Linked DNA regions of Homo sapiens: all the other regions are linked to region 1. A link is a loop called in an ENCODE intact Hi-C map of the cell type or tissue named here. Cell type or tissue: GM12878. All regions are shown on one strand. Each heading gives the region's core, and the rest is flanking DNA. Links, peaks and the distances in the headings are about the cores only.

Region 1 (8,131 bases), core at 2,239-4,738:
CTGTTTTCCTGGCTTCCAGGCTTTTTCCAGGTCCTACAGACTACCATTTTAGCCTCACTGCTTTCCTACCCAAGAGGCTGAGTGCCTACAAGATCAAGTCTTAACTTTTTAAACTCCTACTGGCTCCACCATCTTTCTCACTACTCCCCAGCAGGAAACCCCTAGTGCAAAGTGACCTACTTATTCTCCCTAGAACACGTCTTATGCCATGGTTCCCAACTGTGGTGTGCTGCTATAAGGTGTGAAGTGTGTTCAAAAAACTTGCTATCAGTAATAAAGTACTAGGAGGCTGGAAACAGAGCGGATTGCAGGTTATCCCTGCAATCCCCACCCACACTCTCCCTTCGTGGGCTTTTCTGAGCAGGAGAGAAAAGATGGAGTTTCAGCTAATGCAACAGCAGCCTTGAGTCATGCAGTATGGCACATATGTTGGGCTGGGAATGGCTGCCTTAATGGAGTCTAGATCACATATGAGAGGTCATATCTAGCAATTGCTGCTAATCCTTTTATAAAACTTTTACAAAATTATAGAGACAGGGTTTTGCCATTTTGCCCAGGCTGGTGTCGAACTCCTGGGCTCAAGCAATCCTCCCACCTCGGCCTCCCAAAGTGCTGGGACTACAGGCATGAACCACCGCACCCAGCCTGCTGCTAATCCTTTTATCAGTTTTCGTAGTCTTGTTCCAGAAGTAGCCAAAGGGAGGGAAATGTCCTAGACTTGGAGTCATAAAAGAGAGTTGGCAACCCTGGATGAGTTGCCTGAGCCTCAACTGACTCATGCTTATAAGAGAGATAAAACCTACTTCCTAATAAAATTGCAAAGATTAAATATTGGGGGTTTTAATGCTACTATTTCATGCTAAGAATTGTACATGCATTCATTCTTGTTTAATGACAACAACATTTCAACATAGGTGTTCTCCCCATTTTACAGATGAGAAAACTGAGAGGAAGGGTGATAGTAAGTGGCTACAGTGGGATTCATACTCAGGTCTGAAGCCAAAGCCTCAGGTCTTTTTAGGATGCCATACTGGCTCTCTGCAGGACAGGATTTTGTAAACTTTAAAGTAGTCAGTGGATGCATTATTATTATTATTATCCCAAGACAAATACCTTGCTAAAATCACATCTTTAAAAACTACCAGTACCTGTGGTTTCCAACTTAATGGAAATTCAATTGATGTTCAATTGCCAACCAAGAGCATAAAGTGCATAAAGAGGTTTAAAAATTCATTGCATATAAAATATAATTAGGGAAATAACTCGGGTTTGGAGTGCATTTGAGTAGAAATGTAATTTGGAGAAAATCATTTTCCTAATTTCTTTTCAATTTAGTAAACAAGTTTTATTTTTTCTTTCAGTGACTAAATGACTGCCCGCATCCTCAACATTTTACTCTAATTGATGCAAGAGTGAAAGCAATTAAAAGCAAATGCTAATGTGTACCTTATTATTACCTTCCATGCAGCATTCTAACTTCTAGGCTTGCTAAACATCATAAAACAATTTAAATTTATTTCAGTACAACATGAGATCACTATCTTGGATTAAAACACTGGTTCTTCAGAAAAGATAATTTTACTAGGGCAACAAAAGAACAAAATTGTCCTAAAATGCCTTTTATCTATGATAAATAGATCCTAAAAGACACATTTTATTTAGCCAAATAAACATAATACACAAATTAGTATCATTATACACAAATATAATACATAAATATATATTGTTATACCAAAGAACAATCTGTCTTTTAAATGTAGAATTTTATACAGCCCATTTGAAATAGCAGTGGATTAAGACTTGCTTTTCAAGCTTAAAATGTTCTGTATATGTGACATGATACAATAGAAGCAGTTCTCAGTGTATAAATGCTGTTTAAAACAACATACATTTATTTCATAGAATGCATGGTGGATGGGGCTCTGGGATATTCTGGGTTGGACTGGAAAGCTGAAGAAAGCTATGTATACTATAATAACACTACAGAGCTTAGCCATCTCATATAGAAGTGCTTCTGTGGCATCTTTGTATAGGTTTCTAATTTGAATGATCATAACTCTACCTAGCAGAAGGTCAGAGATTCCTCCTCTCCACCTCAATTACTACCCCACCAGCCCTTCGGGGGAAATCACTGTGGTCCAAAAGGGGTGGTGAGGCAAGAGGAGCTGGCTGCCACAGCCTCTGGCCAGTGGAAAATTTCAAGAGTGCCACTCACACTGGGTAGAGTGGTTCCCTTTCTTCTCTTTTTCATTTATCCAGCCCCAGATATTAGGTGGTGTGCTTCTTTTGCTTCTTTTTTTGTCCCCACTCCTTTTTTTTTTTTTTTTGAGACAGTCTTGCTCTGTTGCCCAGGCTGAAGTGCAGTGGTGCGATCTTGGCTCACTGCAACCTCCACCTTCAGGGTTCAAGCGATTCTCTTGCCTCAGCCTCCTGGGTAGCCGGGACTACAGACGCACACCACCACATCCGGCTAATTTTTGTGCTTTTAGTAGAGATGGGGTTTCACTATATTGGCCAGGCTGGCCTGGAACTCCTGACCTCCAGTGATCCACCTGCCTCGGCCACCCAAAGTGCTGGGATTACAGGCGTGAGCCACCGCGCCCGGCCTTGTCCCTACCACTTTTTGTTTGTGATCAGTCTTACTTGCTCCCTTCTCTGGCCCTTCAAAGACAGAAAAGAACAGAACCTAGGCTCAGAATTTTTTACGTGCTCCCTGCCCCCAGAGCAAGTACACAACTTTTTGGGGGGTTTCTCAAAGTCTTCATTGCTGGCAACCATGGTAAACAAAGAGTGGAGAGAACTAACAAGAGCAAAAGCACAGCACAGCAGAGACGGAAGTGAGGTCCGGATCTGTCTTAGCACCAACTCCTCTTCTCTCTGATCTCTCATTTAACCCTCTCCCTCGTGAAAAAGGATGAATGCCACACTGAAGCAAGCACAGGAGAGAAGAGGGTATTTTTGTAAAAGAGAGGTTATTCCCAGGAAGAAACAGGAGCTACCATAGCAAGCTAGCAGGGGAGAGGGAGGGGAAATCCCGAAATACCTCACCCAGGGGACAACAAAAGACTAGAGCGGCCATTCAAATATATGCAAATATGGGGACACATCAAGGTTGGGGTCTGATTACATATCCAAATTCAGGCCATACACGACTGCATTTTTAACAAGACAGCTGCATGCAATCATACAATTTTAAGGCTGGATCCCTTCTCAGGGCCAATTGTTATAAGCATTCCTGGTATGGTATTGCCACCTAAAGGCCGAAAGGAAGAAGTTCACCTGAACATCACAGCTTCAGCAAGGAAAGAACAGAAATCCACCAATGTCCCTATTTCAGCTGAAATCTTCATCTAAAAAATGTTTAATGTGAATTTTCTGTGAATTTCATTTCACTGTGCTTTGCCTTTAATAGGTCAGCATAAATTGCCACTAGATGCATGTAAAATAGTTGAGATTATATTAAAAGCACATGTGAGAAAAACCTCAAGTATTTTAATTTTCATCCCTTTTACCTGTAAATAAACCAGTAAGATAAAAATTTAGTTCTATGAGGACTCCAGTGAGTCTTCCATCATTTCAAGGGATATTATAAAATTCTCAAAAACACCGTTAACTAAAATTAAACAGGGCATTATACTTCACCAAAAACTTGAGAATCTTTTAAATCAACTGTGTAACAAACATCAAACCATAATGTTTGAGGGAAGCTTTACTTAATTATAAAATTAAATTCCCAACATAGGTAAATGTAGTCAGTAACATTTTAACACATAGAGTTACAATGGAAACTTCTCTAAACACCACAGAAAGTCTGCCACTTGAGGTAAACCATTTCTTTCCAGTATTCATCCAGAATATTGTTTTCATATCAAAAGGAGAACATGTGCTCATTTTACTGGTGTTAAGGAATTTGCCCTTATATTCACAGGACATTTATGAATTCATCAAAGGAAAAAAGTCTGTGAATCATTTTTTCTTTATTGTAGATATGTAGAAAAGTATGAAAACATTCCTGGAAATGACAAAAACAAATTTAGGACTGTGGTTCACTCTGGTGAGGGAGAGAAGAGCAGGAAATATTGAAGGGGATACACAGAACTTGAATTGCATCTATAATTTGTTTCTTAAGCTGAATAGTGGGTACGTGGATGTACTTTATATTATCTCTGTTCTTTGTATGCTTGAAATATTTTATACTTTTTTTCCTAAAAAGAAACTAGTAGCTGGTAGGTAGATGTTTAAAGGACACATAGGGCATGGTGACACAGTGCTGGGTGCTTAGTATACATTATTTCATTTAATACTAACATCAATCCTGCAAGGTAGGTGGTTTGACCCTCATTTTACAAGTGAGGAAATTAAGGCTTAGAAATGAAGTGAATTGCCTTGGGTAAAACAGCCTCTAAGTGGTAGAATTGTGAAGTGAGACATTAAAAAAGTGATAAAAAGTTTAGGCTCAGATCAGGCAAGGGCACAGAAGGACAGAAAAGGAAACAGTAAGGAGTTCCACTTTTGAGATGGTGGCATGAGATTCATTGGATGCACTACTCAGTTAAAAAAAAGCGTAGCAGGTGAAAACCATTTAGGCCAGGCGCAGTGGCTCACACCTGTAATCCCAGCACTTTGGGAGGCTGAGGCAGGAGGATCACTTAAGCCCAGGAGTTTGAGACCAGCAGACTCTGGTCAACATAGTGAAAGCCCTGTCTCTATAATTTTTTTATAATTAGCTGAGTGTGGTGGTGTGTGCCTGTAGTCACAGCTGCTCAGGAGGCTGAGGTGGGAGGATTGCTTGAGCCCAGGAGTTCAAGGCTGCGTTGAGTTATGATTGTATCACTGCACTCCAGCCTGGGTGACAGAGCAAGACCTTGTCTCTGAAAAGCCAATAATAATAAAAATAAAAATAAATAAAATATCTAGAAGTTGTCCTAATGATATAAGATAAATGAAAAAAAGTATTTATTCAGGAAAATCTACTAAAACTCAGTAAGAACAGGGAGAACTTACAGCATTTGAGCTATGACCAGCTCTCCCTTTTCTCCCTCCTCCCAACTCAGCTTGACAGAAGCTCCATTCCGGGCAACTGTGACCAAGTAGAGAGGCCTCCCTGGCCTCTCAGCTACCAGTCAAAAAATATGATATCTCACCAGGAGGGACAGGTCATCAGCACATCTCTCCCCTTCAACTCTGTGTAAAAGAGGCTAAATTCCTGGTAAGTGTGCCTGAGAGGTCGAAAGCTCACTTCACGCAGCCCCGACACAGGCTGGAGAGTAGGCCCAATCACCCTCACCCCAGCCCAAGTGTAGGGTAGAGAGTTCCATGCTGGAAAAGGCAAGCTGGAAGAGGCAACCAGAGGGTACCCATGCTGCCCAGCTCCCAGAGTAGTGAGATTTTGCCCAGAGGGAGACGCAGTCCATGGGAACAGAAGAGTTCTGAAGCTCTCCATGAAGAAATTGGTTTTATTTGGAAAAAAGGCATGTGGGGATATTCAAGCTTAAGAGCTCTTGCCAAAACAAAGGAGATTTTGGTAGTAAGCCAATAAAAGGAGGCAGGTAGCTCCTGTCACTTAAGTGCAAAAAGCTAACCCATAGGCCAGCTAGGTCACCAGAGAGAGAACCAGGGAAACAGACAGCCAGGAAGTGCTAAGAAGGATCAGAAGAAACCTCAAAGTCTAGTCTCAAAAAGTGTCTCCACTTGAACTTAATTAGATCAGATGGTGGAGCAATTTATGTCCCCATGAAATTATCAAAAATATTAGAGCCAATCAGCTGGAAATTAGGAGAGCCTAACACCTGGATGTGATACCAAACGGGGCTTAAAGGAGAGATCAGGGAGTGAGACAGTCAAAGACAGCTCTGCTAAGACCACTGTCATTCCAGAGTGACTGCATGCCTGACCAAGGCTGTGCCCTCTGAAGAGCGATACCAGAGATTGTACTCTGTGAGCGAAATAGACTTCACTAAAATAGTCAAATCGAGTTACTAAACAAACACATAAGCAAACAACAAAAACATGTCCCAGAGAGTGGGGAATGAAATCAGTATCACAGTTGTGAAATCTAAAATTACCTAAAATGTCTTGTTCTCAACAACAAAAAACAATATGGCACACAAAGAAACAGCAATGTGTAACTTACACAAATAAGAAACAACAGAAATTGTCAGTAAGAGGCAAAATGTCAGACTTAATAAAGTCTTCAAAGTAGCCATTATAAATATGTGCAAAGAACAAAAGGAAACCATGCTTAAAGAAGTAAAGGAAGCTATGATGACAATGTCTCACCACATAGAGAACATCCATAAAGATGCTGAAATTGTAAACAAAAAGAAAGAAGAAGAACCAAATGAACATTCTAGAGTTTAAAAGTAAAATAACTGAAATTTAAAATTTCATTAGAGGGGCTCAACAGCTGATCTGAACTGGCAGAAGAAAGAATCTGTAAACTTAAAATACATCAATAGAGATTATGCAATATAAAAAGGAGAAAAAAGAATAAAGAAAAACGAATACAGCCTCAGAGAAATATGGAAAATCTTTAAGCAAAAGAACATATACATAATGGAAGTACTAAAAAGAGAGGAGAGAGAGAATGGAGCAGAAAAAATATGCAAAGAAATAATGACTAAAATTCCCAAATTTGAGAAAAACATCAACCCACACATACAAGAAGCTCAATGAATTTCAAGTAGGATAAATGCAAAGAGGTCCACACTCAAACAAATTATAATAAAAATCCTGAAAGTCAAGGAGAAAACTGAAAGCAGGAAGAGAAGAACAACTCGTCATGGGCTAGAGAACCTAGATAATATTAACAGCTGATTTCTCATCAGAATCTTGGAGGCCAGAAGGCAGTGGGATGACATACTCAAAGTACTGAAAGAAACAGAACTGCCAACCAAGAATTCTGTATTCATCCAAACTATCTTTCAAAATGGAAGGTGGAATGAAAACATTCCCAGACAAGAACTAAGAGAATCCTTTCTTAAAAATCCACCTTACAATAAGCACTCAGTGAAGACCTTCAGGCTGAAAGCAAGTAAACCCAGACTTAAATTTAAATTCACATATTAAAACAAAGAGCACCAATAAAGGTAAATATGCAATTATGAAAGACAGTATAAATACATGCTTCTTCTTCTCTTAACTGATATAAAAGCAATTGGCCAAAGCAAAATTTTATAATTTCATTGTTGGACCTATACACACATAAATTTAATATATTTGAAAACCACAGCATGAAGGAGAAAGGTGGGAGCAAAGGTCTGTTGGAATAAGAATATAATACCAGATAGTAACACAAATTCACAGGAAAAAATGAAGGGAAATAGAAATGGTAAATAAGAAAGTTAATATAACAAACACTATAAATATATTTTTCCTTTCCTTTCTTCTCTCAGTTGTATTAATGGACATAAAATTAAATAACAATTATAGCATGTATTATTGTGTATATGGAGTTCATATTTATAATAATAATAACAAAAAGGGAAGAGGAAACAGTTATACAGGAGTCACATTTTTATATATAACTAGAATTAAGTTAGCATAAAAAATGAAGTCCATTCTGATAAGATATATATGGAAAGTTTTAGAGTAACCACTAAAAGACACCCCAAAATATAGTGAAATATTATAGAGAAAATTTATAACAAAAACGTTTAAAATAATAAAAAAATAAAATATAGTGAAAAAATCATTAAAGCACTTCTGATTTCAGCTCTGACATCGAAAGAGCTTGGAAGTCATCACACTATAGTCATAATTAAAAAAATACTGAACAAACTGAAAATCAATGACTTTTGTTAGATTTACTGAGAATTGAGATCACAGAAAAAATCACCACCTCAAAATCTGGAGAAACAGTGAATACAGAGAATTACAGCTGAGATTAGCTTCCCTAAAGCAGAAGCCACTGGACCCAGTAACTGGCAGGAACACTTGCATAGTGATTTTAATGAATTCCTGGAGTCTGAATGTGGACCCCAACTTGAGATTTAAAAGCTCCTGGAGAACCATCTTGAGGCGGGGCAATGCTTTTGTGGGTTTGGGATCCAAAAACCCAAAAATGTTCCATAGTGAAGATCAGAGAAAAATCCTCTCATGTTTTGGGATAGGAGTGGGGGCGGGGTGGAGC
Region 2 (8,131 bases), core at 3,706-6,205, 420 kb before region 1:
TTGTCTCTAGATGGCCCCTGTTGAAATTATGCATTTGGGAAGCAGTGGGTAGAAACCACCCAAAATCTTGGAAGGGAGCATTTATTATGTGCCAAGCATAGTGCTGGCAAATAAGCACATGAAAAGATGCTCAACATCATTAGTCATTCAGGAAATGCAAATTAAAGCCACAGTGAGATACCACTGCATACCTATTAGGATGGCTACAACTAAAACAAAGACAAAACTGTTCATATGAAACGCTGGCAAATTTGCAGGGTATTTGGACCTCTCATATATTTCTGATGAGAAGTCTTCAAGGAAAGCAGGATGAAAATGTGTAATAATTTGGTCTCTTGTCTAGAATGGAGCTTTTATCATCAAGGGCTAAAAAAAAAAAAAAAATGTGATATGCTGGGCGCAGTGGCTCACATCTGTAATCCCAGCACTTTGGAAGACTGAGGTGGGTGGATCACTTGAGGTCAGGAGTTCGAGACCAGCCTGGCCAACATGGCGAAACCCTGTCTCTACTATAAATACAAAAATTAGCCAGGTCTGGAAACGGGTGCCTGTAAACCCGCTACTCAGGAGGCTGAGGCACGAGAATCTCCAAGTGAGAATCGCTTGAACCTTGGAGGTGGAGGTTGCAGTGAGCTGAAATTCCGCCACTGCACTCCAGCCTGGGCAACAGAGTGAGACTTCATCTCAAAGAAAAAAAAGTGTTATAGAAGCAGGTCCTGACAGGGCCAGTAGCTAAAAACAGTAGTGGCCACGTGTTGTGTGGTGACTAAGTCATTCCAGAGTAAAATAAAGAACCCTGGAGAAAGGCAAGTTCATGATCTCAGCCTGAAGCCTGGTCTAAAGAGAGAAGTTTATTTGATATTATTTATATTAAAATTAGATACTTCTGGGAACAATTTCTACTGGTAAGAGAATATCCATTTTCTCCAATTTGAAGAAATTAATGACTACTTTAGATCCCTCCTAGTAGAGAGGAATTGGTAGAATAAGAGGGAGAGAGAGGGAGAGAGAGAGAGAGAGAGAGAGAAAGAGAGAGAGAGAGAGGGAGAAAGAGAGAGAGACTGTGTGTGTGTGTGTGTGTGTGAGAGAGAGAGAGAGAGAGAGAGAGAGAGGGAGAGAGAAAGAGAGAGAGAGAGGGACACCTTGGTGGCCATTTAGTGTAACTCATTTCCTTTTGCAGGTGAACCTAGTGAGGGCAGAGGAAAGGAAAGTCTTGCCTGAGGTTACACAGTGTGGAGTCAAGACCAACACCCTGGCCTTCTGGTGCCCAGATTAATTCAGTGACTATATCATGCTGCTTTTTAGCTAATAATTTTATGTACAAATTTTCTGTGCTCCAAATTAGTCACAACCATCTGAGTTTCCCAGGATTGGTGACTCCTGGAGAATATCTCCTGATAAGGGGATACATATGGTCATAAGATTTACTGTACCTTTCATAATCAATACTGATTACTCCCCCTCATTAATGACTTCTGCTTTCAGCAAGAGTAGGGCACCTCCCCAGTTCTGTCAGTTCCCTGACAACTATAAATGACAATCAAGGTACTCTCTTATCTCCACCTGACTTGCATCACTCTCCAGCCTTGGGAGCTCTGGGCAGCTTACTACACAGATGTTGCTATGGTTGTGTTTGCCTGACTACCTGCCAATTTGGTTAATATAGGCAAATAAACCTACGCTCTCTGCCTTTTGCTCTGAGAGGGATTTGTCTGGAGTTAATTGAAATCAAGAGCATTGAATAGTCTGAATAAACATATATTGTATACAAGGGGCAATTAAATCAACCTGAAAAGTAATCTAAAGTGATGGTTAATATATATTAATATAAGCAAGAGTCTGTGGTGTTATCACATGTCTGAAGTGCTCATTGGAAGGCCATTTTTTGGACTCTAAAATGACCCATGTTTGTAAAATCAATGGGATTGCCATCTGGTTGATTTCATTCCGGTTAGTTTGGCCAAATACCATTAACCAGAAAACAATCCATCTGACTGGGGTCATTTCTAATTGCTCTGACAGAATTGATTCATTGAGGACTTTTTCAGCCATAGAAATAGAGTTGTTTTTGTATGGTTTTGGTATTTAGGAATTTGGAAGACTTTTTCCTCTATAAAGGGTTCAAAATTTCAATTTTCTAAAAAAAAGAAAAAAGAAAAAAACCCACAAATCTGCCTAAAGGCAGAAGGTTTATAATATAATATGTCACATATTACTTGTATAATGAAACCACTAGACACTTTGAAAATTATCTTCTCCTTCTCAAGTCCTGCATCATCTTGGGGGTGACTTTGATATCTACATCCCTTTCCACCTAGAACATCCTGTGACTCCCAGCACTTACAGGGGCCTATTCAAATGAGGGACCCTGAAATCTACCTGAAATGGAGCAGGTGCTCTTTTTTTTGGCCTAGCACAGTACCTGATGGGACGCATTGCTGGGGTGAATGAAACAGTTAAAGAGAGTAAAAAAGTCCTACCCTTCCCAAATTTTCTATAGGCACAGTGCCAACTTCTAAATAATCAATGTGAACATAAGTGTCTGAGCATGCTTATGTGACTGGAAGAATGGGAAATGAAGCAAACAGCATGCTTAGACTGGCTGAGACTGTGAAGTCCAGGGTATTAGAATGAGTGTTTAAGGCTAGCCACACTTTCGTGGCTACCATGACCCCTCTGAACCTTGCAGAGGGTGGGCAGGAGGCTGCACATAACTGCAAATAGAAGAGAAAAGGAGGAGGGAATCAGAAAATAGTCAGTAAATAGCATTAGAATGAACTAGAAACAATTGTAATAACTGCCACTCACTAAGTTTCAGCCCATGTGCTCAGTACTTTCCCATATGTTATCTGATTTCCTCCCCGTAATATGTCTGTGAGAGAGACGTTGTCTCCATTTTATGCTGTGGAAACCAGGGCTCAAGTTGGTACAGAACTTGACAATATTCCCACAGTAGTACAAGGCACTCAAACCCTGCTTTCTCTGTGTTCAGAGTGATAACTCCCTTTTAACCACTACACTATTAGCTGGAAGAAGAGTCTAGAAACATACACAGCCACCTGTGAGGGATCAGGGCCAAAGTAGCTTCCAGGATGCACTTTGGTCTGTTCCTAGGGAACTGGAGAGAAGATTTGTTTACCTATTGGGCAGGAGACCTGTGGGAGCAGGATTAGCTTGGGCTATGACTAGGGCTAGACACACAGGGTGGGACCAGGCCAATAATGAACACAAACAGCTAGCACCGAGGAGAGCTCCAGGCTTGCTTCTCCTCAATGGGGCAAAGCTGAACTTTGCAAAGCTGCTGGCTTTCTCATCTGCCGAAGGAGCCTCCCCAAGTCAAGTAGTCTATTCCGCAGCGTGGCTGGGTGTTATGTGCTGCTGCTCCTGCTAGAACCTCAGAAGTGTGAGCAGTGCGTCAAGATGAGGGACCAGGCTTCTAAGCTATAGCCCAGCTAAGCCCCCCAGTGCCAATCCCGCCCTCAATTCTTGAGCAGTGGAAACAGCAGTGGCAGTTATGAAAACAAGCAGCCTTTCTTGCTCATCTTGACATTGAGTTACAGAGCACATCATTATTTTAGACAGAATCAGTTAACATCTGTCTTTCCTGGCCCTTATTTAACCTGTTCTAGTTATGAAGCCTCTCCATGTTTCCCCCTCTGTAACTACTGTAAACGATGCAAAAGAGGAATGAGAGATAGAGACAGAGAGAAAGAGGGAAGGAGAATTAATTTACCACTGGGTAAAATGAAAATGTACTGAAGTGTAATGGAATTTCATTAACTTCGGAAACGATGATGAATGCTGTCCAAATAATTCTTACTAATGCATAATTCACAGCTGAAAATAGAGCCAAATTCTCCTAAAAAGCACATCCATTTATGCCCCAAATTAATTTGGTATGTTATTCAGGATGGTTGACAGGATAAAAGATCTACTATGAAATGTAATCATCTATTAAGATAGGGAATCTATGAGTCTTTCTGGTTTAGTAGATGATGGTAGCTGATAACAAGTGGCATCTTGAGAGGCAGACACCCACAGTCCTCATCCTCATAATTTGAATCTCCCCAAAGACATCATTTCAGACATAACCACAGAGAAGTTTGGATGATCTTTGAGATCTCCATAGCAACCATGGCCCAATTCATATATATATCCCAAAAGCAAATTAAAATCAGTTTCAAAAGATTCAACTGGGGTCAGGAAAAGGCCCATACTTTTGCTGACTGACAATATCATTATTAATTAATTGATCAATATTATATATGTATGTAGTATATAAATAATATAGACCAGATATTATATACATTTACATATAATCAGATTGAGAGATTTTAAAATATCTTTCCCACTTTGTGTAAAATAGTCTATCCTATTCCACAAACTCTCAGTGACATTCATCACTTAATGTCTCAAGACTATGAGCTTTTAAATAATCTCTTCATAAAAACCCATATATGCTTTTTGTATACTCTGGAGAGTGGTAATGGGAGAGAGACCTTTTTACCTTTAGATCTGACACAGACCCCACCTGTGGTTGGCAGAGAGAGAAGACTACTATTAAGTAGGAGGCTAGCCATTGGCCCAGCTTCCACCAATGAGAATCTGTAGATTGAGAGGTCAGTCAACACCATACAAGCACCATGGCTCTTCCCACCCATGGGCCCATTCAGCCATTAGAGAGGACTTTGGTCAGACATGTGAATAGTGTAGTCAGGGGTGACTTCTGCAACCCACTGAACTCCTTCCCTAGGGCAGGATGCATTGGGTTAAAGTGGAAGTGGTATGAGGAAGCACAGATGTTCCAGGGTGACCCTTATTGCTTCTAATGCCCTTAATCTATGACATGAGGTACTTTGATGAAATTCGAGCATGCTGGCTGCTGACATAGAGGCTCTGATTAAGTAGGAGGGCAGCCATTAACCAGGTTTCACCAGTGGGAAACTTTAGTAGCGAGGACATCAATGCCTTGCAATGGAGGCATCATGGCTCCTTCCTCCCAAAGGTTCCTTTAGCCACTCAGAGAGCACTTTCTGCAGACATGTGAATAGTAATGTTAGGAATTAGTTCTGCAACCCTCTGATCTCCTTCCCCTGGGTAGAGGGCAGGGTATGGATGTGGAGGTGTCATGTGGGGAGCTTTACTTTCTAGGAACAACCCTGTTCCTCTTAATGGCTCTACTGTAATGATTTGGGGTCCTGGGGTGTGAACAAGTACACAGATTGCTGACACAGAATCTGTGATTAAGTAGGAGGGCTGCCATTGGTCATCTTCTACCAATAGGAAACCTTAGAGGAGCCATCTATGCCTCACAATAGAGGCATAGATGGCTCCTCCCTCTCATGAATCCCTTCAACTGATTAGAGAGAATCTTGCACTGAAATGTGAATAGTAATATATAGGTAATGTATTAATAATAGTATTGGTAATAGAAGTGATGGCCTCGGCAACCCTCTAAAGTCCTTCCCTTAGGGAGGGTACTATGTGTGGAAGTGCCGATATAATAGGGGGAGCACTAACTTCTGGGCTACCCCTGATACTTTTGAAAGGTCCAACCGTATGATTTGGGGTTCTAGGAGTCAAACGCATTGGCTAGTCATACAGTGGCTTTGATTAAATAGGAGTGCAGCCACTGGACAGCTTCCATTAATGGGCAACCTTAGTAGAGAGGACGTCAGGACCTCATGATGGAGGCATCGTGGCTCCTTCCTCCGAAGGGGCCCTTCAACTACTCAGAGAACAGGTTCTGCAGATGTGTAAATAGTAATGTCAGGGATGAGTTTTGCAACCCCCTGACCTCCTTCCCCTAGGAAGCGTGCAGTGTATGGATGTGGAGAAGTCATGGGAGGGAGAGAACACTAATTTCTAGGGCCACCCATGTTTCTTTTAATGGTTCAACCCTTTATTTCGGAATCTGAGGTGTTAAGCACCTTGTGCTGTTACAGAGGATGTCATTAAGAAGGACGGCAGCCATTGGCCCACCTTCCACCAATGGGAAGCTTTAGCTAGAGAGGATATTATGGCTCACAATGGAGACATTATGGTTTTTCCCTCCCTTGGGTCCCCTCAGCCTCTGAGAGAAACTTGTGCTGAAATGTCCTTAGGAGAAGAACTTGAGAGGGCTCTAGAAGTCATCACTTCTATTACTAGTAGTATTACTAATACATTATTATTTACATTTCAGCAGAAGTTTCTCTCAGAGGCTGAGGGGACCCAAGGAAGGGAGGAGCCATTATGTCTCTATTGTGAGGTGTAATGTCCCCTCTAGCTAAAGCTTCCCATTGGTGGAAGGTGGGCCAATGGCTGCCCTCCTTCTTAATGACATCCTCTGTACCAGTAGCCAGAGTGCTTCTTTAACACCCCAGAACCCCAAATCATAGTGTCAGGTCATTAAAAACAATAGGGTTGGCCCTATAAAGTAGTGCTCCCCCCATGACACCTCTACATTCATACACTGCACTCTACCCAGGAGGAGGAGATCAGAGGGTTGCAGAACTCATCCTTGGCATTATTACTAGAATATCTGCACAAGGTGATCTCTGAGTGGCTGAAGGGAGCCTGGAGGGAGGAACCATGATGTCTCCATTATGAGGTATTGATGTCCTCTCTACTAAGATTTCCCATTGGTGAAAGCTGGCCAATTGTTGCTTTCCTACTTTACCAAGGCCACCGTATGAGCAGACAATGTGCATGACTTCTTCCTCCCAGAACTCCAAATCATAGGGTTGGACCATTCAAGGGTGTGGGGTGGCCCCAGAAAGTAGTACTCTCCATATGATATCTGCATGGCAAAACACTGCAAAGTCCTTCCTAGGGGAAGGACTTGAGAGTGTTGCAGAGTTTATCATTTCTATTACTAACACTATCACTACTACAGCACCAATATATTACTATTTAAATATCATCACAAAGTACTTTTTGAGTGGCTGAAGACACCCTTGGGAGGGAGGAGCCATGATGCCTCTATTGTGACGCATTGATGATCTCTCTACTAAGGATTCCCATTGGTGGGAGCTGGCCAATGGCAGCCCTCCTACTTAATCACAGCTTCTGTGTCAGCGGCCAATGTGCTTGTGTTACCACCCTAGGACCCCAAATCAGGATAGAGCCATTAAGAGGAATAGAGGTGACCCTAGAATGCAATCCTTTCACTATGACACCTCCACATTCATACCCTGCACTCTAACCTAGGGGAAGGAGATTAGAGGGTTGCAGAACTCATTCCTAACATGACAATTCACACATCTGCACAAGGTGCTCTCTGAGTAGCTAGAGGCACTCTTAGGAGGGAAGAACTATGCTGCCTCCATTGTGAGGCATTGGTATCTTCTCTACTAAGGTTTCCCCATTAGTGAGAGCTGTCCAGTGTCTGCACTTCCACTTAACCAAGGCATCTGTGTCAGCAGCCAGTGTGCTCAATTCCCACCCCAGAACCCCAAGTCTCAGGGTCAGGTCGCTAAAAAGTATTGAGATGGCCTTAAAATATGGTGCTCCCCATATAATATCTTAATAAAGGGGACATCAATGCCTCACAATGGAGGCATTGTGGCTCCTCCCTCTGGTGGGTCCCCTTAGCCTTTCATTGATAATATTGTGCTGAAATGTGAATAGTATTGTGTTAGTAATAGAAGTGATCACTTTTGCAACTCTCTCAAGTACTTTTCTCAGGTGGGTGCAGTGGGTGGAGGTGCAGATGTCATATAAGGCCACTCCTCTACCTTTACTGGTCTTGCCCTATGACCTAGAGTTCTGTGGTGAAAATCAAGCACATTGGCTAGTCAGAAAAAAAACCTTGGTTAAGCAGGAGGATGGCTATTGGCCAGCTTCCACTAATGGGAAACCTCAGTAAAGAGGACATCAATGCCTCACAGTGGGGGCATCATGGCTCACAGACGATCCCTTCAGTCACACAGAGAGCACATTGTGCAGACAAGTAATTAGTAATGTCAGGGATGACTTCTGAAACCCTCTGATGTCCTTTTCCTGGGTACAATGCTGTGTGTATAGGTCAAGGTGTCACGGAGAGAGAATTACTTTTAGGGCTATCTCGTTAAAAAATAAAATAAAAAAAGACTTGACCCTATCGTATGAGGTGCTGGGTGATAAGCCAGCACATTGACTGCTGTTACAG
Region 3 (8,131 bases), core at 2,352-4,851, 1.1 Mb before region 1:
CCATCCACAGGCCACAAAGTCCATGTGCTTTAAATGTAGTCAGCTGGATGAGGTGGTTCTCCCAGTTTTTGGCGAGGACTCCCTGTTTCTCTGCCACATATAAGGTGCATAGATTTTCCAAGTCATGAATTTCCAGGGCAGGAGCCTCAACAAGGGCCTTTTTTATGTCTTGAAATGCCCTGGTTTGTTCTCTTTGCCATCGCAGGGCTCAGTGTCAGGCCCTTTAATGGCATCATATAAAGGATGAGCCATTAGTCCAAATCCCAGAATCCAAATTCTACAGAATGCAGACATTCCGAGAAATGTTAAGAGTTGTCTCCTGGTTTGGCGACCAGGCAACTCTGGTATGGCCTGTTTTCTTTCCCCTGAGAGCTTCCTTGTTCCAGGGGTTATAATGTCCCCTAAGTAAGTTACTCTCTGTTTGGTTAATTGTGCCCCCTTTTTTTTGAAACCTTATATCTGCTTGCTCCAAGCAAATTTAAGACTGTAATGGTATTCCTGTCAGGTGTTTCCTGGGTTGGATTACATATTCAGTTGTTACCTAAATACTGTAGGAGGCTGCCTTAACTAAGTTGTAATTCTCAAAGATCTTTGCCTGGGGCTAGTGCAAACAGGTGAGGGCTATCTTGAAAGCCCTGGAGCAATACTATTCATGGGCGTTTCCTATATTTGTCCATTCAAAGGCAAATAGAAACTGAAAGGACAAGTGCACTGGGATACAAACAGATGGCCTCTTTAAGGTCTAGTACGCTACAACATTGGCAATGTCTTGGAATTTGGTTAACAAGGTATAGGTATTAGCTACTAAGGGATGAAGAGGGTTCCTGCCTCGTTTATGATTCTCATGTCTTGTGCCATTGGATATTCTCCATTTTGTTTTATGACTAGCAGAATAGGAGTATTACAAGGTGATTGGCAGGACACTAGTAAGCCATGTTGTAAGAATTTAGAAATTAAGGGCTTCAATCTTTTTTTAGCTTCTAACTTTAGGGGATATTGGTTTTCCTTGGGGTACCTATTGGGGTCCTGTATTTTAATGACCATGGGTTCAGCCCAAAGGGCTCTTCTGAGTACCCTGTCATCCCAGACGGCAAGTTTTACTTGTTCTAAGATTGATATAGGGAGGTGATCTGTTGGCCCTGCAGTGAGGACCATTTGGGAGGGACTGGTGCCTTTCAGTGATTAGATGCCTTCCATGATATTTAATAAATCGCTCTCTAAAAGCAGGGTAGGACACTCAGGAATAAGCAACAAGAAGTGTTACTTAACTGATCTCTTTAGTGACATGTGAGTAAGGAAGTAAAATATTAAGAACGGGGTTTCCTATTGACCCCAGCTATGGTACAATTTTGAAGGTCACTGACCCAACTGAGAAGTTAATACAGAGTAGGAGTCCCCGGTATTGATTTTAAAAATCAGTATTCTTACCTACCATGTCATGGGTCAGCCAGGGTTCCAGATCGGTGACTGGAATGTCCTTTTCAATGGGGGCTGTCTGGATCCCTTAGCCTCCTCCGTCTTGAGTTAGTGCCATCTTGAAGGAGGATGTCCCCTTTCCCCTTCAGGGCTCAGGAAAATCCATTCCCCAGTGGCTATCCTGTTTACAGACTGGGCATGGCCCAGGGGCAGTTGGGTGCACCCTCTTTCCTGGTGCTCTGATTGTTTGCATTTAAAGCAGGCTCCTTGATTGTTTGTTGACCGGCTTCCAAGCTTCAAGGTTCCTGGGGGTGACTTGAGGTTCCAAGACACTACTGACAGAAACAGCTATCTTTTTAGACTGGGCTGTATCTCACCAGTTCTTGTGCTGGAGTCTGCCTTCCTCTTCAGCCAGATTCCTATTACGAAACACTCCAAAAGCCATTTCTAATAATTGAGGTATAGGTGTTTATGGCCCTTATTGTAATTTCTATAGTTTTCTCCTGATATCTGGAGTAGACTGGCCAATTAAGTTTTGTCCTGGTAACACTTGGCATTCAGCAGATGTAGGGTCTATGTTGGTATACTTTTGGAAGTATCCTTTAAGCTCCCCTGAAAGAAGGCAGGGTTTACATGTTTTCTCTGTGGGACTACTTTGACTTTCTCTTAAGAAACAGATTTTTTAACACATTGTCTGATCCCTGCCAGGAGGCATTGCACCATGTAGTCCATCCATATTCTTTATTCCTCCAGATAAAGGAGGAATTCCAATGTTGTAATTCCAATGTGGGTCCTGGGAGAGATCAGCAGTAGCTGCCACTTCATGGGTGGCAGGCTGGTCAGCTGCCCTGCTATCTATGTATCCCTGACTGGCTAGCCAGATTCTCTATTGTTCCTGTGGAGTACAGCAATAAAAAGGACAACTTGTATACCTTTCCAAGTTAAGTCAAAGGCCAAAGTTAGAGCCTTGCATGCGTTGGTAAATGCACTGAGTTCTTCTGAGAAGTATCTGCGGTTTTGCTTTTACTGGATTAGATCACTCATTAAGAATGGAACATGTATTCTAATGGTCCCTTCTCCATTTGGACTTCCCATAAAGGGAGCAGATTCTCTGGCCCTGGATGGTATGAAATCCCACTGCGAGTTATTCCAGCTAGGCTAGTCTGCAACGCACAAGGCGAAGGAGCATAAAGAGGAGCATAAACAGGAAGTGAAATGGGATTATATTCCACAGAAGACTCTGGTAGTGCAGGGGTGCTGGGGACTCAGAAGGAAGTGAGGGTCCCTGACAGCCCCTATCTGGAGCCATCTTTGTGTCATGGGGCCTGGGTTCCCTTCCCTTAATAAAAGAGGATCTTCTAATGCATCTGTGTGGCTTCCTTGCTTACTGGGTTTCAGCCCACAGGTGCCACATAGAGCTGGGTTTTCTTATAAGGCCACAAAAGCCTCCACATAAGGTACTTCAGGGCACTTTCCATGATTTGTACAGAAAAGATCTAGCTGTAGGATGGTAATAAAGTTCACATTTCCATTTTCTGGCCATTTTTCATTGTTAGCTGACTTTTTCCCAGGCTAAACAGTGTTACAAAAGAAGATAAGGGTTTTTTTTCTTTTTTAGCTCATCTCACCCAAATTATTCCAGCTTTTAAAATATACATCCCAGGGGTGTTTCATTGAGAGTATTGGAGATGGCTCCCGTGGTGCCAAGAGAATCCTGCAATGACAGACACATATACAGAAGACCAGGAGGTCATGGCTGTCCCTATTAGCCAAGCTGGACCACGATGCAATACAGGGCATCTGCTTGAATTCCCACAAACCGAGACCCTAGGAGGTCACGGGTGTTTGCCATGCACCATCCTAGGTCTCACCAGAACTGGATATCTACAGCCTTGACCAAGGTGGCCATCACTGCCAGCTGGGGGGCCCAGATGTCTCACTGACAAGACTTTCCCTACTTCACTGGTTTGCCATTCGTTATGCCCAATTATAATAACTGGAATGCCTGGATGCAATCCCTGGGACCAGGCATCTGCTTGACTGCACATCTTTTTTTCAGCATAGAAAGTTTGTTAAAGGACAATCTGAAGTTGTATGAAAATGAACAAAGTCTGGAGGGATAGGGATTCTTAATGTGGCCCTCAAAACTCTGTTTTGTAAACAGAAAATCAGATTAGAAAATAAATCACAATAGCCACTAAGTGGCAGTCAAGTATTGCCAGAGTGACAACAAAGGCGCTGAGTCTGAAATGTGGCCAGAAAGAAGTGAAACTAAGCAGCAAAATAGCCTGAATATTGAACATTGAGAGAAACCCACATGGCTAGTATAATTATGAATAGTACAGAAGTAGCAACAAAAAGGGCAGCTGAGAGAGACAGAGACAAGAGGACTGCTTGAGACCAGGAGTTCAAGATCAGCCTGGGCAAAATAGAAAGACCCCATCTCTACAAAAAATTTAAAAAATATAATAATAAAATAAAATAAAGGAAAATGGACAAAATGGGAAACAGTTATTTTGGCAGAGGAAAGAGCAACTACAAAGGGCCAGCAGTAGACATATGCCTGTCATGTCTGAGGAACGGCATAGAAGCTGGATTGCCTTCAGCACAGGGATGGATGGGAGGGGGACAGGTGGGTGACAATAAGTGAGGTTGGGAATACGAAGCAGGGGCCTCACCATGCAAAGCTCTTCCAACTGCCCCTTCTGTGATTGCATCCTTAGTCCTTCTTGGTTGAAAAGTCTAAGAATATGGTTTGGGTTTTTGTTTTTTGCCCTCCATCCACAATATCCACCCTGCCCATTGTGGAGTTGGGGCTGGCCGAGGAAGAAGCCCATGATTCCCCCAGTTCCTCCAGCAGCTACAGCCTGGCAGCTCTTGCTGCCAACTTGCTAGCTGATGCACAGGGGATGAGCCCTCAGCCTGTGTTCACAGAATTCCTTAAAGCCCTTTTCCCTAGACATGGCCCAGCTTCGTGGGACTGCACTGCTACTCAGTTTCCTTGAAAAGCACTCCTGGACCCTGTAAAACCTGGAGTCTACAGAACATTCCATTCCATATATTTTTCCAAATTCTACAACTTATAAAACCTTGCACATATTTTTCCATAGGAGGCCAAAACCTCCTCTTTATATCTCCTTTTCTTCCCTGTTTCTTAAAGAGATTGCCCAAGGGGCACCAACTGGATTAGATTCTTCCAGTAAGCCTGCTTGTTGGGCTCTAGGCTCTCCCCTTGGAAACTGCAACATCGAGGCTCCAGGGCCTGCTAGCAAGCTCTGGCCTTGTAGATGACAGATTCCGGTGTCCCAGGAGCACCAGTCCATCCTAAGTCCTTCCTTCACAGTTCAGAGAAAACCCACAGTGGCTAAGCTGAGTTCTGATGCAGGCACTAGTTCTTTGGGTTCAAACGTAGTTTTGTACAGCACACTACTGGCTGCATAGCAGACATTGGGAAAAGGCAAATATCTATATTCCCCTTTTTACATTTCCTTGGGCATGACTTTTACTAATCTCTCTCACAAGACTTGCAGAGCACTTGGAACTTTCTCAAATGGAAAGATCTCTGCATACATAATTTTACGTTCTGTAACAACTTATTCAGAAACTTCTTCATTCTGGTTCTGAGACTAATGCATTACATACGTTGGATATCCCACTTGTGAAAGTCAGCTTTAAGCAGAACATCAAGTATATTTGTGGACTGCCTACACATCAGTGGGCAAAACCTTGTGGGAACCATGCTTTTCCACCATCAGAGAAGACCTACTTTAAAGCAAAAGCTCTTTTGAGAATCATCAGGTTGTGTCTGGCATGGCAGCCTGGGCAGGGACATTATACCACAGGTTATTGCCATTCCCCCCTCACCAAGTCTCCTAAAAGCATCTGCTGGCTCTGGTGGCCCTGTCTGGTTGTCCTCAACCGTCAAGATTTGGATTTACCATTTACCGACAGTGCAACTTGGGTCATCACCTCATCTTCTTTGGCCTGAACTTCCTCACCAGTAAAATGGGGTGAGTAACTTCTACTCCATGGAATCCTCAGGAGGAGTGAAAGAGGTGTAACATTCCGAGTGTCTGTACCATGCCTGGGCATAGTTGGCACTCAGAAAATTTGTGGACTAACGATGAGGGCAAAGATGAATGATACTAGCAGGGCTCATCAGTGCTGCGTGACAACTACAGAGAGACAGACTCTGATGACCCCTAACCCCCAGGAGAAACTGAAAAGGTACAGAGATGTCCGCCATGGAGTGCAGCCTGTGGACAGGGCAACAGGCACTTTGGAGGCAGGAAGACAGCCCGATTTAAGATGCTTGACTTGAGCTTTAAGCAGAATCTCCACTGTTTAGTGTGAATTGATTTTTCTGAGTATCTCCCTTGGAAAAGAGACTACTGTTCTAGGTGTAGGTTTTCAAAAGTAAGGACATCCCTTTTTATACAGGCTCCCTGTTGCAGTAATATAAAGCATCTGCCAAGGGACACTTAGCCTTCTGTTACAGTCTCTTGAACCTGGTTCAGAGGTGCATCATACTTTAAGGTGAAAGGAGTTTTTGCCATGGACTTCTTCACTTGGCAACACAAAATCTTCACACTTTTCAGTTTGTGGATTTCAGTTTAGTAAGAAATCTAGCCACCCTTTTGTGTAGTAGACTCACATTGCTGTAGAGTTCTTAGAGCATGGGCAGTGGAATTAGAAACACCTGGGTTTAAATCTGGGTTCAGCTGCCAGCCAGTTGTCTGACCTTGGGCAAATGACTTAATCTCTCAAGGCTCAGTCTCCTCAGGGGTTAAGTAGAAACCATAGCTCCTATCTCAAAAGGTTGTGTGGGGATTGAAGGTGAGCATGAATGTAAGAAGTCATAGGCAATGCCCAGCATGTTTTCATTGCTCATGAGATGTCCTCCCTGGGTTGGTATGGCATATAGGAAATGGTTATGGCCAAGTACCTAATAGTCGTTGCAGCTCTTGGGCAGAGCGAAGTTCAGGATGGGTCATTTGCTGATTTTCAGTGATCTGTTCTGGGGTAAACAGAGTGAAGTCTAGCCCGGAAGGCCAGCAATAAGCTGAGTGAGGGTAATTTGGCCCTGGCAGGAGGGAGCTTCCTAGGAGTACTCAGAGCTGAGAGGCTGTGGCAGAGGCAGAAGCAGAAGATGGGAGCCAAGCCTTCCTTCTCCTGAGAGACCCTATAAGAGACGAGTGAGTGGAGAAAGTTCTGGAATCAGGGTCATGTGATGAGTAGAACAGGATGAGAGGCTGTGTGTCAGGAGGAGCCTAAAGCTGGAGTGTATGGTGAGGCTGCACTGGACAAGTGGAAAGTGCTTTGGGTTCAAGACAGAGCTGGAGATGAGGTGCTGCTGCAGGTATGCACTTACATGCCTATGACCTGGCACTAGTTACTTAACCTCTCTGTGTTTCCATATCCTCTTCTGTAAACAGAGGATGATAACAGCAGCTATTCTCTAGGATTGTGGTGAATAGTAAAAAAAAAAAAATCCGTAATTCATTTATTCAATATTGACTAAAAACTCTCTGAGTGCCAGGTACTTATCTAGGCATGAAAAAAAACAGTGAACTAAACTGTTCTCATGAATCTTACATTCCAGCTGAGGGCAAATGCACTAAAGAAAGAGAGCAACTATGGAATATGTTATTGGCCAAAAGCAGAAATCAGGTGGAGAGATGGAACATGAGTGGATGGTACTTTGAACCTGGTAGTCAAGGAAGGTCTCTCTGAGGAAGAGACATCTAACTTTAGTCAAGTGTAAAGGGCCTTGTGCATTTAGATTTGCTCTGAAGGGCTCAGCTTCTGCAGAGTTCCCTCTCCTCCAAGGTGAGAGAAAAAGGAGGGACACGGATTTTAGTAAGTCTTCCTTCAAAACCCTGTAAGACTAAAGTTTCCACCAGCCCCAAACTAGAGGGTACATGGGTGTGACCCATTAGTAGGCATAAAATTTACCTTAACAACTACTGATTTTTTTAATGCTGATAGGCAGAAACCTAGAGACTTTGTGTGCAAATAGTTCTTGAGGGTGGGGTATGAGGTGGAAGAAAAATTAATTTGATTCACACCAAACTTATTGCTATATAGTCATTAAGCCAAGGGTCATTAAGCCAAGGCTCTGGATTCAGTGTTTCTCTTTGAGAGGATAAGGATGGCTCTAGCAGTTTGCTTGGTTGGTTAGCTAAAATGAGAAACCGAATGTTGACTATCGTCAATTAAGGAGAAGTTCAAGGACTTCCTTGATATACTCCAAAGGCTTAAGGACATTGGAATGTGAGAGTGACTTTATCCTGGAAGAACTGCTCAGCCACGCTGGATGTCCAGATGATGTGACTTTCACCAAGGCTGCAAGAAATTACTTGGTAAGGGGAGCCCAAAAATCTGTGAGGAGATTGTGGTGGCTCTCTTCTTTAATCAGACATTACTGCAGGCTTGCCCTTGAGGAAAGATCATGCTGCACTGCCAAATAACAATGCTGTTAATCCTTGTCCCCACCTTCCCCAACAGACCTGTGGCCAATTATTAGTGTGGCAGGTCATGGTGGAGAAGTAAATAATCAGAATTCTCAGGAATTACTTGATAATGGCTCTGAACTGGTGCTAATTCCAGGATACCCAAAATGTCACTATGCTCTTCTAATAAGAGTTGTAGTTTCTGGTAATCATGTGATTTTACATCAGGTAATCCATGTGGTTTTACATCAGGTCCAACGTAC

Evidence for each region. Peaks named below come from ENCODE experiments on the same cell type or tissue, not always from the same donor. Only the 100,000 strongest peaks of a DNase experiment are listed, where the experiment ranks them.
Region 2: a loop joins it to region 1, with 4 times the contacts of the local background. A loop is called at or near these places in 11 of 110 quality-filtered maps.
Region 3: a loop joins it to region 1, with 15 times the contacts of the local background. A loop is called at or near these places in 2 of 110 quality-filtered maps.

Annotation. Positions count from the first base shown.
Region 1 is chrX:136,691,746-136,699,876 of GRCh38, forward strand. The region is part of intron 9 of ARHGEF6 (Rac/Cdc42 guanine nucleotide exchange factor 6); the gene reads right to left. Among named protein-coding and RNA genes, the nearest start is that of CD40LG, 48 kb to the left of the region's middle. RefSeq lists an enhancer at 3,036-3,135. In GM12878, for the core only: a CTCF peak has its summit at 3,254 (motif pointing left); a DNase peak (open chromatin) is centred at 3,112; H3K27ac peaks cover 465 bases.
Region 2 is chrX:136,272,583-136,280,713 of GRCh38, forward strand. No RefSeq gene overlaps it. Among named protein-coding and RNA genes, the nearest start is that of ADGRG4, 24 kb to the right of the region's middle. In GM12878, for the core only: no CTCF peak of the experiment used is centred there; no DNase peak of the experiment used is centred there.
Region 3 is chrX:135,628,900-135,637,030 of GRCh38, forward strand. It overlaps the pseudogene SAGE4P. Among named protein-coding and RNA genes, the nearest start is that of CT45A1, 81 kb to the right of the region's middle. In GM12878, for the core only: a CTCF peak has its summit at 3,624 (motif pointing right); a DNase peak (open chromatin) is centred at 3,672.